Linked DNA regions of Mus musculus: region 2 is linked to region 1. A link is a loop called in an ENCODE intact Hi-C map of the cell type or tissue named here. Cell type or tissue: gastrocnemius. All regions are shown on one strand.

Region 1 (8,000 bases):
CATAAACCAGTCATGGTGGCACGCACTTACCATTTCAACACTCTGGAGACAAAGCCAGGAGGATTAGAAGTTCAGGATCATTCTTGTCTACACAGCAAGCTTGGAGGCCAGTATGGGCTACTTGAGACCCTATCTCAAAACACAAAATTGTGTGTGTGTGTGTGTGTGTGTGTGTGTGTGTGTGTTCGATCATGTGGGTGCGTGCATTAAGAAAAGACATGCTTCACTGGACATGACTGCCTGAAGACATCAGCCTGACTTCATCTGTGATACTAGATAGATATGTGTGCCTGTGTATCAGGGAGCAGGGTCTCTGTGCCTGAAGCCACCGGGAATGTGTTATGCCTGTCATTCTGCCTGGGGCCATGGCCCCAGAGATCCCGAGTGGTGATCCAGGCCTCCCCTGCACCCACAGTGGCTGCCTGTGAGGCAAGGATGCAAGGGCCTGGCAGAGGGAGGGAATTGATATGTCCTTAAAAATTCAAGGGCTTCTCGTAAACAGAAACTTTTAACACCCGGTTAAAGTTTCAGGGCTGCCACAGAGGAGGGGGAGGGGCTCCAAGGCAAGAAGGGGGCTGGAAGTGTGTGCTGTATGAAGTTAGAGGTACAGTGAGAACTGGGGGCTGCGAGGCATTTGGGGACTGAAGAGATTGGGAGATCAGGATGGCCCCAGAAAAGGAGACAGATGGATCCAGGCAGGGCCAGGACTGAAGAGATCCAGGACCTGGATGGCTGGGAGAAGAGACTATGATGTAGGGTTTGTGGGGAGGGTTAACGCCTTCCCACACACAGCAGACAACAATCCTGCACATGCGCACACACACACACCTCACAATATCAACCCTTCACTCAGACACACAATAACATAAACCCTACACACACACTCACTAAACACTAACCCTGACCACAAACACACATGCACACCAGACATCTACCCCTCACACACATACACACACACCCAGACAACACCAATCCTTTACACACATACACACACACACATCAGACATCTAACCCTTACACACATACACACACCCCAGACAACATCAACCCTTCACACACACCAGCAATCTACCCCTTATATAATACACCCCCCAGACATTAAACCTTCACACACACACACACACACACACACACCAAACATATACAGCACAAACACACACATACACACACCAGACAACATCAACTCTTCACACACACACATACACACACGACATAAAGTCTTTATGCACATACATCATCGACCCTTTACACACACACATACTGTACAATATCAGCCCTGCAAACACATACTTGAACCCTTCACACAAACACACATGCACATCAACTCCTCAGAAACACATAACACACCATCTTACCTGCACATACACTAGACAATATTAACCCTGCACACACACAATATAACATGAAACTGTCACAGACACACACCACAAAACCAACCCTTTACACATACTAGACAACATCAACCCTTTGGATACACACACACACACACACACACACACACACACACACACCACCAACCCCTCCATACATATACACCACACTTTATCCCTCATTCACACACCCTTTCATTTGCACATACACACTCTAGTCTTCACTTACATGTAACTCCTATCTTGTACTCACAATACTATAGTCACACACTGCCATTCTTCAGTCACACCTGTACATCCCTCCAGTCTCTCTCACACATATACATAGTCCATTCCATCGCACACACACAACCTTACACACACACACCCATCATATCCATTATTTATCCAGACATATGACATCCATTGTACACACACACTGTCCCCTCCATCTGCACACACAGTCTAGCTCTTCATTCACTCACACACATGCATATTTCAATTCATATACTGAAACTTACACCAGAGCTCCTTCCCGTTTGCACACACACATACTTTTCCTTAGATTCACATACAATGTCCATCTACACCCACAAAAGCCAAACTCTTGCCCTTGTATTCACACATATTTGCACTCAGCTTACCCCTCACTCAGATTCCATTTCTGATACCAAGGGCACGCACGCACACGCGCACACACACACACACACACACACAGATATAGAATCACCATATTTTGAGTCTTCACAGCTGGCAGCTGGAGGGGGTGTTTCTCACAGAGAAGCAGAATAGTACCCCATTTTCCTGTCTCCCAGAGCCCAAATCTGAGGGCACACCTGGCCCTGAAGAAATTGAAGAGGAGGGGTGCTACCAGGGGGTTGGGCACAGCTGGGGTGTCACAGCTGGAATCCCCCACATTCCTCCTTGCCAGCTGCCCACCTGGCTACAGCTGGCAGCAGGTGTGTTCTTCCCATGCAGGTGTTGGAGAGCGAGAAGCAAGCTCATGGCATTGCCTGCCAGGATGCCAGCGGCGGTGGGGGAGGGAGGGCCTAAACATCTGGGCTTTGTCAGCCACATCCTGGGCCATGGAAGGTGGAGCTGGGCAATACTAGGCTCCAGAGCTGCTTGGCAGCTGGGTGGGCCTCTTAGGAAAGTGGGCATACATCCAGCACAGAATATAATCGAGGATTTCAACTGTGGGTGCTGCCAGCCAAAAAAAGGGGGTGCTCTAGGTCTTCTCAGAAAGATGGGGGTCCCTGTTTTCACAAGAGAATCCTATTGCTGTAGAATGTGAGCAATGGGTTTTCTGCTTCTGGGACATAGCTGAAGCCCTGTGGCCAGACCATGCCATTCACCTAGGAATTTCACCACCACACTCACACAGGGCCACGGGAACACACAGGCATAGCCAGACATAAAAACACAGATGCTCCTGGAACATCGCTCCATAAGTAGAGGGCTTGGCTAGCAGGCTTGAAGCCCTGGGTGCCATTCCAGCACCCCACAGAACTTATTTTTGTCACTTTGGCACTTGGGAGGTAGAAGTTGAGGGATCAGGAATTCAAGGTCATCCTTTACTACATAATGAACTTGAGTCTGCCATGGGCTACTTGAGATCCTTCATCAGATGCCAGCAGGATGGTACAGTGGGTAAAACTGCCTGCCACCAAACCTGGTGACCCGAGTTAGATCCCCCAGGCCACAAGTTGGGAAGAGAGAACTGACTCTGGCAAGTTACCCTTTAACTTCCACACATGTAAGCATACATGCGCACATGTGCGCGTGCACACACACACACACAATTAGAACAAAATAAAACAGGGCCTGAAGCTAACTCAGCAGTTAAAGTGTTTCTGCTCTTCCAAAAGACCTGAGTTCCTAGCCCCAACTTCAAGCAGTTTAGGCTGTTTACAAATGCCTTTAACACAGGTTCCAAAGGATCACACGCCCTCTTCTGGCCTCTGTGGGTTCAGCGCACACAAGATGTATATAACACACACAGATGAAACACAGGTGGAAGAGTGCTCACCTGTGTGCATAAAGCCCTAGGTTTAGTCCTCATCAATTCAGTGTGGTTGCCCTTGTCCAAGGCAGGAGAGTCAGAAGTTTACAATCACTCTTGGCTCTGTTACAGGCTTGAAAGCAGTCTTGGCTATGTGCAACTCTCTCAGAAAGCAGGATAAAACAGAAGCACACAAGAACCAGGCACAGCCAGGTAGTGATACAGCATACAAAGATCCCACCACTCTGGAAGTGAAGGCAGGTGGATTTCTGTGAGTTTGAGGCCAGCCTGGACTACAGACAAGTTTCAGGATAGCCAGGGCTACACACAGAGAAACCCTGTCTCAAAAAATAAAAAAAAAAACTAAATTAAATAAACCAGACACATATCTATAATCCCAGCACTCAGCAGGAAGCCCATGAGTTTTCTGTTCTGTGTTGTTTTTGTTTTGTTTGAGACAGGATCTCACTATGTAGCTCTGACTATCCTGAAACTTGCTACATAGAGCAGGCTGGCCTTGAACTCACCAAGATCTGCCTGCCTTTACCTCCCAAATCCTGGAATTAAATGTGTGCACAACCACAACTGGCTTCAGGATCCTGCGTTTACGCTTAGCCTAGGCAGCACACCAAGACCCTGTTTGAAAAAAAAAAAGTTAAAAAGAATTTAAACACCCCTCCATGATGACCATCAGGCATAGAGGCATATGCTTGCAACCCCAGTGCTCAGAGAACTGGAGCAGAAGGGAGGGGTTTAAGCCAAACTGGATAACCTAGGCACAACGTGTCTTTCAAAGAGTGGAGGGGAGTGGTGTCTATAGAGAAATCACTGATAAAGCTCTCTCCCTGCTCATAAGGAACGGAGTGGAATCCCCAGAGCCACATTAAAAGGAAATAAGAGGAGGAGGGGGAAGGAGAAGAAGAAAAAGGGAAGAGGAAGAGGAGGAGGTAGGATGGTGTGGTGTGCACCTGTAATCCCAGCACCAGGGAGATAAGACCGGCAGATAGATTCCTGAAGCTCACTGGTCAGACCAGCCAGCCTAGCATACTCATCTTTTTTTTTAATATGTATTTATTTTATGTATATGAATATACTGTCACTGTCTTCAGACACACAAGAAGAGGGCATCAGATCCCATTACAGATGGTTGTGGGTCACCATGTGGTTGCTGGGAATTGAACTCAGGACCTCTGGAAGAGCAGACAGTGCTCTTAACCTCTGAGCCATCTCTCCAGCCCCTAGCATGCTTATCAAACTCCAGGCCAGTGAGAAACCCTGACTCAGAAACAAGGGAAGGAGCAGAGAGATGGCTCAATGTTAAGAGCACTTGTTGCTCTTGCAGAGGACCTGGGCTTGTTTCCCTTCGCTCACATGGCAGCTATCTATAATTCCAGTTCCAGAGAATCTGGTGCCCTCTTCTGACCTCTGAAGACACCATGCACACATATGTGAGCAAAATACTCATACGCATAAAATAAATAAATCCTTAAAAAAAGAAAAGGGTCAGAAAGATGGCTCATTGGATAAAGGTGCTTGCTACTACCTTCACATGTGTGCTATGCCAAGCATGGACCCTCTGCACACAATTATACTTCTATATAAGTAGACCTACTTATTTGTAGATATAATTGTTTACAAGAAAGAGCCAGTGAGATGGCTGAGTGGGTAAAGTTGTTTATTTACTTATTTTGGTTCTTTTTTTTTTTTTACATTTATTTGGGTTTTTTTGTTGTTTTGTTTTGTTTTGTTTCCGAGACAGGGTCTCTCTGTGTAGCCCTGGCTGTCCTGGAACTCACTCTGTAGACCAGGCTGGCCTCAAACTCAGAAATCCTCCTGCCTCTTCCTCCCAAGTGCTGGGACTAAAGGCGTGTGCCACCACTGTCCAGCTGGTAAAGGTGTTTAGTAAGGTGTATCCTTGGAACTACATCATGGAGAGAGAGAGTCCACTTCCTCCAAATTGTCTTCTGACTCCGTATACATGCTATGGCGCATGCACCCAGCCACATACACACACTCACACACAATAAATAAATGCAAAAAAAAAAAAAAAACCAAAACCAAGTGGACAGCATCTAAGGAACAAAGTTGAGCTCTGGCCTCTATAAGTAGGGGCACACACAATGCACCCACATGAGCACACACCCACACATACAAAGAAAACCTGCAGAGCATCACTCCTGTTCACATACATAGACACAAACATGCCTGGATCACAGATGGGAATCCACACCCCACCACCACAGCTGCCCAAAATGCAAGAGACACACCCATGCTTGTCTATGGTGTGCCTGGCCAGGGCCTCCTGGAGCCAGTGCTCATGTAGGGTTAGGGAAATGTTTCATTTGCAGCTGGTTGGAGACCCGCCCACCCTGGTAACCTGGTCCCTGATCCTGAATGGAGCCTCTGTGCCACCTCAGGGCAGCCAGCAGCAGCAGTCAATTGGCTCTGAGTGTAAGGCCACTATGTCTGAGCCACACATGCTGGATCTGAGGCCTCTGGGCCCAACTAACTATAGCCAGAATCCGACTTCATCTCTGCTGCTTCTAGAAGCTTCTCCCCCAAACCAGTCAGGAGGGAGGAGACAAAGAAGTAAAGGTCCTATGCCTAGTTGATGTCCCCATCTCAGGAATATCAGTGTGAACCCCTAGTTTGTATGCCCATAAAATGCCTCAGTTCTTTGTGAAGCCTAGAGGCAGGAGCTACACAGTCATGGCCTTTTGGTTTCTGTCTCCAAGTGCAATCCCTGTCACACTTTCAACTCCACATAGCTACAATCACTACCACAGTGTCACCAGCACAACTACACTGCCTGTCATAATGTCAGCCACACTATCACATACAGAAATGCCACCAGACCCACTAACTCCAGTGTCAGCAGCCCCACAACCTCACACATCCTCTTGGTTGCCCTGACAATCGGACCCTACACTGTATCCATGTCACTCTGACACGCTCAGTCTACATGTCCCTGCAGCTGTCCTAGCCATGTGGCTACACAGAGTCGCTAACCCCAGAAGCAGGTCCAATCCCTGCATTCCCAGGGCAGAGCTCACAGCTGTCCTCACATCAAGGTGGCCTGGATGACACAGTACAGCCTTGCTGAGGAGCTGGTGGCCAGTAAGGTACAGGCCACACTGCTCGGTCCTCTTGCAAGTGACAGATACTCCTTTCGTTCACATTGTCCCACCGTACCGCAGTCTGGACACAACTACAATGAAACTGGGTAATGGCACACTGGAGCCACACAGACACCCTGTCATACAACAATCACCCTCCTCAGAGCCCGTCACAACATTTAGACAGCCCCTTAGCCATCCCAACAAGCTGTTGGGACATTTGTTGACATGCTGACACAGCCCTGTGATTGTCCTCAGGATTCCCCAGACCCGAGTCTTGGAGAAAGGGACAGACTGAGGCTGAAATTCCTTTTCCTACTGAAAGCAAGCAGAGTAGGCAGGGACTAATGGAAGCGCAGCTGTTGTCAGTAGGTGCCAGTCCCCCCCCCACACCTCATGAATATTCATCAACTGGGGCTCTCCTGAACCTGTAGGGAGTCCAAGGTCCCAGGCAGCTGGGCACCCCCTTCTGTGCCAGGAGGCCCTCAGGTGAGGGGGGCGGGGGCTACCAGAACGTTGTAGTCCTTGGAAACCACACCCATTTCCATCTAAGTATATATGAATGAGTTTGAGAGCATGGACCCCAGACACACAAACTCCAAGTCAACTCGGATTTAACACACCAAGCGTAGCAATCTTGGCAATGTGAACTTGCAACAGCACCCCAACTACAGAGACCTACCACATACGTAGGCATACCACATGGGTACCCAGTCACATGACCACAGACACACCATTATGTCTCCAACACTCACCATCACAGGCAGAAGTACAAATACAACACACACACACATTTCCAAATTCATAAACATAGTGACTGAAAGTCAACACCTTTTTGTATGTGGCGCTGAGATCGAACCCAAGGCCTTAAGCACACTAAGCTCCATCCCCATTCAACTTTTTTATATTTTATTACATTTATTTATTTCTCCATAGCCATGTCTAGTCATCTGCTGATGGTGACAAGCTTGTGGAGATCAGAGGACAACTTGTGGGAATGGATTCTCATTTATTTATTTATTTATTTATTTATTTATTTATTTATTTATTTGATATTTTCTTTATATACATTTCAAATGCTATCCCGAAAGTTCCCTATACCCTCCCTCCGCCCTGCTCCACTACCCACCCACTCCTGCTTCTTGGCCCTGGCAATCCCCCTGTACTGGGGCATATAAAGTTTGCAATACCAAGGGGCCTCTTTTCCCTGCTACATATGCAGCTAGAGATATAAGCTCTGGGGGTACTGGTTAGTTCATATTGTTGTTCCACCTATAGGGTTGCAGACCCCTTCAGCAATGGATTCTTCTTTGACCATGGACCGACCCCAACAACTTCTTGTAAAACATACAAGTGCCCAAACACTGGGACAAAAATGTGCCCATATATATACAGTCTCACCAACTATCAAATACAGAAGCCCAATATAGAACTATCCTCCGAAGCCCTACACTCTATCCTTCTCTCCCTCCCTCATTCTCCCCAACTCCCTCTTCCTCTCCCACATCTCTGCCACCGCCCCCTCCCCCCGAA
Region 2 (8,000 bases), 57 kb before region 1:
GGAGGGCCTCTCAGCTAGCCTTGCTGCTGTGGGCTCTCTGAACCTGCCGGGCTTGGGGAAAAGAAGTGTGTGTGTGTGTGTGTGTGTGTGTGTTGTGTGTGTGATGAGTGTGGTGTGGTGTGTGTGGGGTGTGTGTGTGTGTATGTGTGATGAGTGTCGTGTGTGTTGTATGTGTGTGTGTGTGTGTGTGTGTTGTGTGTGTGATGAGTGTGGTGTGGTGTGTGTGGTGTGTGTGTGATGAGTGTGGTGTGGTGTATGTGTGTGTGTGTGTTGTGTGTGTGATGAGTGTGGTGTGGTGTGGTGTATGTGTGTGTGTGTGGTGTGTGTGTGATGAGTGGTGTGAGATGTGGGTGGGTGTGGGTATGGGTGTGTGTCTGGCTGACCTGAGCTGGGATCCCAGTTAGGCAAGGCCCGGGAAGATCCATGGGAAAAGGTGTAAAGGTACTCACTTAGGCTTAAACATCCCCTTCTGGGCCAGACTGTTCTTCTATCCCCACCTCTGTGAGACCCTAGATCCACTCCTGTTCCTCCCTGGGCCTGAAGTGAGGTGGCACTGTGTCTGCCTCAGCACCCACCCACCTCAGGCCATCTGGCAGAGACTAAGCCAAGTGATTCTCTTGTGACCAGCTGCCTCTAAAGGGAGCTAGTGCAGGGCAGGACAGCATCCCCAACCCCATAGGATGGCTTCAGCCACAGGACCACAGCACTCAAACAGCAGGGCAGCTGCTTCTGTGCTCCTACAGTGCGAGAGAAAGGGCAACCTCCTCCTGTCTACCAGTTATCAAGTCAGGTAGCCCCGAAGGCAGGTGCTTCAGGGTTTGTCTCCCCTCTGCCCCATCTGTCCTCAGGCCGCTCAGCTCCTCCTTTATGGGAGGAAGAAAAGAGAGAGGGGGAGAGAGAGAGAGAGAGAGAGAGAGAGAGAGAGAGAGCAGGTCACCTATTTGACACTCAGCATCACTCTGAGCTCCAAAGGTCCTGTCTTGTTCACCACCTTTAATTGCTCCATCGGGCCACACAGGAGCTGGCACCCAGAGGTCCAGCGCCTATCACAAGACACACTGCAATCTCACATTCATTTGCATGTCTTCAGGACCCAGGCATGGGTAACGCCTAGCTCAGTGGCTCACACACTCAAATCTTGTGTACCACGTTACAAACGTATGTGGACTTGTTAAGTACCTGCTAGTGCCAAGTGAGAACAGAAACACTGGCCTAGACAGAGAGAGAGACCCTTGCAGCTGAAAGCTGGGTACACTGTGGAGGCGGAGAGAATGGACAAGAGAATGGGAAGTGAGGTGGGGCTGTCAGCTGGGCTGGGGTACAAGAGACAGAGATTCTCAGCGAAGCAGAGAGAGCGGGAGTCCAGAAGTCGCCAGCACTTTGACCTTGCGGCTTGCAGGCAGCTACTGATGCTGGCATACGTGGCATGGGGGGGTTAGCGAGGGACACAGAAATGGAAGGATCGTAGTCATGTATCTAATCTGAGGACCCTGGGAACATGGATGGGAAGAATGTGGAACCAGTTGCCCATTAGACCCAGTTGTACATCTCCAGGTGGCAGCAGCTCTGCTCCAGACAGTTAGAGAACAGAAATGTACATCCACACAGACACGTGGATATAAATGCTACTAGAGAACTGTTTACAACTACCAAAAAGGGGAAACATGCCAGACATGGTGGCACACACCTTTAATTCCAGCACACCCGGTAAAGGCAGGTGGATCCCTGTGAGATCAAGGCTATCTAGCAAGATCAAGGATAGCCAGGAGTATAATATAGCCAGAAGCCATCATGAGACCCTGTCTCAAAACAGGGGGCAGGGGAAGACACCATCATCAAAACAGGGCATGTCCATACTATGAAATATTATTCACCCTTCGGAGGAAACAACATACAACATGGAGGAAATTTGAAAATAATTACACTCCACCCACCAAGACCACATATTGTATGTTTGCATTTATATGAAATTCCCAGAGTGGGCAGATCCACAGAAAAGAAAGAAGAGTAGTGGTTATCAGGGGTTTGGAGAGATGGAGAAAGGAGACTAACTACTTACAGATGTGGGGTTCTTCCTGGAAAGATGGGATTGTTCTAGAATTAGATCGTGGCACTGACTGCACAGCATGGTGGATTTACTAAATGTCCTACAGTTTTAACTTGAAAATACAGTTGCAGGCCAGAGAGCTGGGTGCTGGCTGCGTGAGCTTAAAGACATGGGTGTGATCCCTGGAGCCCAGGTAAAGGTGGAAGTACCAAACCAACTCTGTGAAGTTGTCCTCTGGCCTACACACACACACCACCACCACCACCACCACCACCACCACCACCACCACCACCACCACCACCACCATCACCACCAGCAACATTATCAGAAAAAGGTTTGGATTTTTTGTTTTATGAGACAAGCTTTCTTTTATGAGACAGGCTTTCTCTGTGTAGCCCTGGCTGTCCTGGAACTCACTCTGTAGACCAGGCTGGCCTCAATCTCACAGAGAACCGCCTACCTCTGCCTCCCAAGTGCTGGGATCAAGGTTGTGTGCCACCACCTACAGGCTAATAAAAGGTTTTTAAGATAAAGTACAATTGCTTCTCAGCTTCCAATGGGTTGGTCTGCTGGCAGACACAGTAAATTGAAAGTATGGTTAGTTGAGAACTATTTAATGTGCCTAACATCTTCTTAGCATAACCTGTACTTGTGTTAGGAATGGGAACGCACTAGGGAAGTGAGGCAAACAAGGGTTCAAGGTCAGTCTAGGCCGTATATGACCCTGTCTAACTAAACAAAACAAAACAAAAACAAAAATTAAAAAAAACAAGTACCCAGGACATTTACGTGAAATTACGTGATCCTGCAAAAGGGAAAGCCCTCTGACACAAAGCCTATTTTATAATAAAGTGCTGGATACTTTGTGGACTTTCGTTGATAGAATACTGACAATAAGAAACACAGTAACCATGAGGGCAGGGAAGGCAGCTCAGAAGCTTTTAACGGTGCCTGCTGCCTAGCTTGATGATCCACCTCCAATCCCTAGGATCCACGTGGTGGAGGGAGTGAGCTGACTTGTGCAAGCTGCTCTCTAATCTCCAGATGTGTGCCAGGTTGCACACGCACCCATCCCCCAAAATATAATAATAATAATAAAATGGCTATATGAGTATGTTTTCCAACCATCGCAAAGTCAAAAATTCCTGAGTCAAACAAATCATTTTAAGCCTGAGATCATTGGTGGAGAATTTCATAATGTGAGTTGCAGCGTAATAAAACACCAATCTGGAAATAAGAAGCAGAATTCTGAAGTTGATAGTAGGAGTCCAGGAGTGAGGGAGTCTCATACGCTAGGCTAGGTGGGAGTAGCCTGAGAAGACATAGAAGCAGAGAGAAAGGGAAGCCAGGTGGCCAGGGAGATGCCTCCTGGGGGTGGGCGTAGACAGATCAATAAGGATGTCTGTCTGTAGAGTGAGGAGTAATCAGATACTGGGAAGGCTCAGTGGTCAGTGGCAGGGCTGCATGAGCACAGGATCCAGAGCTGCTGCTGGCTAGCCGGTCATCTTGTACACAGGCCTGTAACAAGGCCCACCCAGCTTCCAGGAGAGCACAGTGCCTTGGTTCCGAAGCTTAGCATAGGCTTAACGGAGATGGGGCTCCATCTTCCCGAAGCCTGAGGACAAGCCTGCCACAGAAAGCTAACACAAGACACACAAGGGTCTCTTCTCATGGGCTCCTATCCCCAGCTTCCACACCATCCGTCCTGTGCAGTAACCCTGCCCTGGCTCGGCACATGGCACCACTCAATGGTTCCTGGCACCAGAGAGGAATTTATTTCCTGGACAAAGCAGCCAAAATCGTTCCGCACCTTTGTTCGTGAGCGCAGTATAGTTGGAGCCGACATTTTCTAATGGGGCCAGAGAAGAGCTACTCAAAATGGATTCAGGGAGGGTGTCGGCTGTGGAACAGCCTCCAGACAGAGCATTCCGCGGTCTGGAAAGCTAATGCTGGGGAAAACGGATGTGGCCGAGCTTATAAAATCAAATCGGCCGTCCGGGGCTTCCATGGAGAATGCTGTAAGCCAACCCCAGGAAAGGTAAGCTGCCTGAAGCTCAGAGGGGCCCACAGAAGGCAAGGGAGGTTTCACTTTAAAATGAGGGCAGGACAGAGCCGTAGACAGGCCCAGCACAGGGAGAAGTGGGCTCCCTTAATCTTAGGCCCACTCAGGACTGGGCAGGAGGAACCGGCTTCAACACTGACCTTCAAGGCTTGGAGAGTCAGGACAGTTGGATGTTGAAGTAGGGTGCCAGCGTGAACACTCCCACCGACCTATCTCAGCTCTGACCACCAGCCAGCCCAGAGCCCTTTGCTGACCAGGGGCTGTGATTCACATACATCCCAGCTTATGTCTCCTGCTCCCAGAAAATAGATGCCCTGCCTTCCTCCCTTCCTCGTCTCTCCCTGTCGGTTCCTGACACATGTGTGGAGACGTGCAGACACAAAAAGATCCTGCGTGCACAGGGCCCCATGTGGAACCACCACTTGAAGCCTATTTACAGACATTTCACCAAACAAAATATCAACTCCCAATGTTTGACAGGGAGCCCCTCCTCTCTTGTCAGGAGTGAGCCCTCCTAAAGGGGGTCCCCAGTGATGAGCGGCAGAAACCCCAGGCAGGGGAAGAAAAGGAATACATCTGAGGGTGAGGTAAGAGAAGGTAAAATTATAAGGTTGGAGCTGTCAAGAAAAAAAAAAGAGGTGGGGGAATGCAAAGCAACTCCACTATTAGGGACTCGCTGTGAAATGCAGCGCTCACAACAGCTGAAAAGCCAGTGCTTTGTCTGCAGAAAGCATGAGCCACTGCGGCCCGAAGGCAGGCGGGCAGGGAGGGCGCAGAAGCTCCCATACAGGGCAAGCAAGCAATGCACACACCCTAAAATACAAGGCCAGGCTCTTTTGTTGTTGTTGTTGTTGTTGTTGTTGTTGTTTTTGTTTTTGGTTTGGTTTGGTTTTTGAGACAGGGTTTCTCTGTATAGTCCTGATTGTCCTGGAACTCACTTTATAGACCAGGCTGACCTCGAACTCAGCAATCTGCCTGCCTCTGCCTCCCAAATGCTGGGATTAAAGGCGTGCGCCACCACACCCGGCTAAGGCCAGGCTCTTACATCCACATCACTGTACCCCTGAACCACATCCTGGGTCCTCTCCCAGGGGGCAGGCAGCAGGAGTCAAAGGTGGAAACGAAGTGGCAATGAGAAGAGTGCCCACAGGGTGCCATGTTCAGGAGGGAAGCCTCAGGGTCTGTTCCAAAGGAGGCACACCGGATCAGTAGCTGGTCTCCACTGCACGGGGCCTGGCTCAGTTATCAGAAGACACAGGAGAGAGGGGCCAGGCGCGGCCAGTGTCCTTTCAGGATGGGCAGTGGAAGGTGCCACCCCTTCCTGCTCAGAAGCCTCTGTAAGGTCCTATGACCTTTAATCCAAGCCCCTCATTGGGCAGTAAGGGCACTCTGGCACAAGCCTATAGCCCCAGCACTTAAGTAAGGCTGAAGGCTTGCAAGTTCAAGGCTAGCCTAAGCTACATAGTACAGCCCTGTCTCAAAAACAGAAACTAGCATCCCAGATGGCTAGACGAACAGACTCTTCAACTTTAGGTGTAGCTTTTGCCACTGCAGGAGAGAAGAGTCTGACAGAGAAAGAAGGGTTAGTCCATGGCCTGGGGCCCCATGACATAGAGAGTTGGGAGTTGACACAAGGAAGCTGTCACCGTGGTGTAGCTGCCACTGCTGTCTCAACCTCATGGCCCCACACTGGAAGCACAGGGGCACCTCCAGCTTTTGAGGCCCCAGGGTGCTCCTCGGTCTCATCCGCCCTAGCTACTCTTCCTCTTTGCTCAGGATTCCTCAACTCTGACACGTCAGACACCAAGCCCAGAGAGTGGCTGCTGTGGCGGTTGCTCCGGCACTGTGTGGCCTCCGGCTGTTGGGCACTGGTAGCATCCCCCACAGAGCAGTGTCTCTAGGCACAGCCAAGCACCCCTGGGGGCAGAAAAGCTGCCACTGAAGCGGGGGGGGGGGGCTATAAGATGACCCCGAATCCGTTCCCTCAGAAGTGGCTCACTCACACAGCTCTGAGACTCAGGCTGAGCACGGAACAGCCCCTTCTGTGTTTCTCTTCAAATAAGCTGCAGTGGTTGCTAAGGGGCCCCATCAGAATCCCCCACCCACACTTCATATACAAGGAATACCTCAGAGTGACAGTGGCGAGGCTTGAGAGGCCTCTCCAGTATCAGACAGCAAGGAGTCTGAAGGACACTAAGTCAGGATCTGTGCTGCTCAGAGCCTTGCCTGAGAGCCTTGCCTGCTGTCTGCACCCTCAGTTGTGAAGTGCACAAGTTCCATGGCTTCCCTGTCCCAGCCCTGTGTCTCAGCCCCACAGAAGGGCCGCTGTCCCCACACCATTCCAAACACAAGCTTTTAATAGCAGTTTCCTTTGGGGCTGGCTCTGCCACCCCCACCCTGCCGCACTAGCTCAGCCCTACTCCTGACTTGGAGACACAGTGCCCTGTAATTACGGCAATTGTAATCTCCTTTACTAACAGGTAGATTAATAGCGAGGCAGGTTCACAAAGAGCCCCAAAAGGGAACTGCTCAGCTGCTGAGTGGGTAGGAAGAGCCTGACACTTCTCAGCAAACACACATCCCTACTCACAAGCTGCGGCCACAGGGTACCAGGCAGGGCGCTGAACCCAAGGAGGTGAGGGTAGGGGGTGAGCAGCTGTATCTGCGTTCACTGCTAATGACAGATCACTGCAGTCTCTCTTGGGTTTCCAGGTTGTCACAGACTAACATGAATTTAAACCCCCTAACCTGAGAAATGTGTCAGGGTATGATTTCACACACACACACACACACACACACACACACACACACAGGCCCTGATCCACACTGCACACAGACACCTACCTCCTGACACACACGCAAGCAGAGGCCCACAAGTCAGTGTGTACTGAACACCTGTAGAAAGACCAGACCAAGCCTCAGATCCACACTTATCTGACCACCACAGCCCAGGTCCGTGAGGCGTGGATGGTGCAGCACTGCCTTGCTGAGGACAGGGAAGGGGACATCTGCTCCCTCCTTCTGTCCCACATACGCAGCCCCTCCCACTGTTGCACTTCACAAACTTTCTGCTAGGTCTCGGGTCCCTCCAGGACCTGAACAAAATGAAATGGAACATCACACAGGAGTTGGGGGGGCAGACAATAGGTACCCCAAGACATTTCAGCTCTCTTTGGCTGAATGGGGGTAGAAAGTGATACCCAGGGCTAGTTTAGGAGTGTGTGTACACAGAGAAACACACACACACACTCACACACACATGGACATGGGCAAACAGATGGACAAGCAGATGGATGGACAGACAGACATGGAGACACAAAGGGGCTATGTATCCTAGACTATATGACCCTAGGGAATGCTGTCTTGAGTGTGGAGCAAGAGTATTGAGATATCTGTGGGTTTAGTCAAAGTCCCAAGTCCAAGTTGGGTGTGATGACACATGCATATAGTCCTGCTGCTCAGTCAGATTTGGGGCCAGCCTGGGATAGCATAGCAAGAGCTCTATGCCTGCAACCCTAACAGAAGGCAGGAGCAGGAGGATGACCACAAGTTTCAGGCCAGTCTGATCCACGTACTGATTTCTAGCCCAACTATGGATAGAAAGCAGACCTCTGTTTCAAGAAGGGGAAAGGAAGGGGGAAAAGAAAAAACTACTATCTGAAATCCAGAGTAAAGGTTTCCCCCGTCCTAACTGCACCTCTGGGCCACATGGGCTAATATTGCACCACATGAGCGCCATCAGGAATTTCCTCGGGAGATCTAGAGCACGTGCTGTGTGTACCTCAGCGGTGGCCCTGGGGTGTGCTGCCACTGAGACTCCATGGCCAGCAGCTGCTTACCGTCGGGCAGTGAGAAGAGCCAGTTTGCAGCCCTTGGACCAGAAGCTGGGAC

The links. A loop is a pair of places that touch in the nucleus more often than their neighbours do. Peaks named below come from ENCODE experiments on the same cell type or tissue, not always from the same donor. Only the 100,000 strongest peaks of a DNase experiment are listed, where the experiment ranks them.
Region 2: a loop joins it to region 1, with 2.9 times the contacts of the local background. A loop is called at or near these places in 17 of 42 quality-filtered maps.

Annotation. Positions count from the first base shown.
Region 1 is chr8:84,802,929-84,810,928 of GRCm38, forward strand. No RefSeq gene overlaps it. Among named protein-coding and RNA genes, the nearest start is that of Nfix, 6.6 kb to the left of the region's middle. In gastrocnemius, a CTCF peak has its summit at 3,288 (motif pointing left); a DNase peak (open chromatin) is centred at 6,880; H3K4me3 peaks cover 124 bases; H3K27ac peaks cover 2,600 bases.
Region 2 is chr8:84,745,866-84,753,865 of GRCm38, forward strand. The region is part of intron 2 of Nfix (nuclear factor I/X); the gene reads right to left. Among named protein-coding and RNA genes, the nearest start is that of G430095P16Rik, 27 kb to the left of the region's middle. In gastrocnemius, no CTCF peak of the experiment used is centred here; a DNase peak (open chromatin) is centred at 3,836; H3K4me3 peaks cover 1,111 bases; H3K27ac peaks cover 7,502 bases.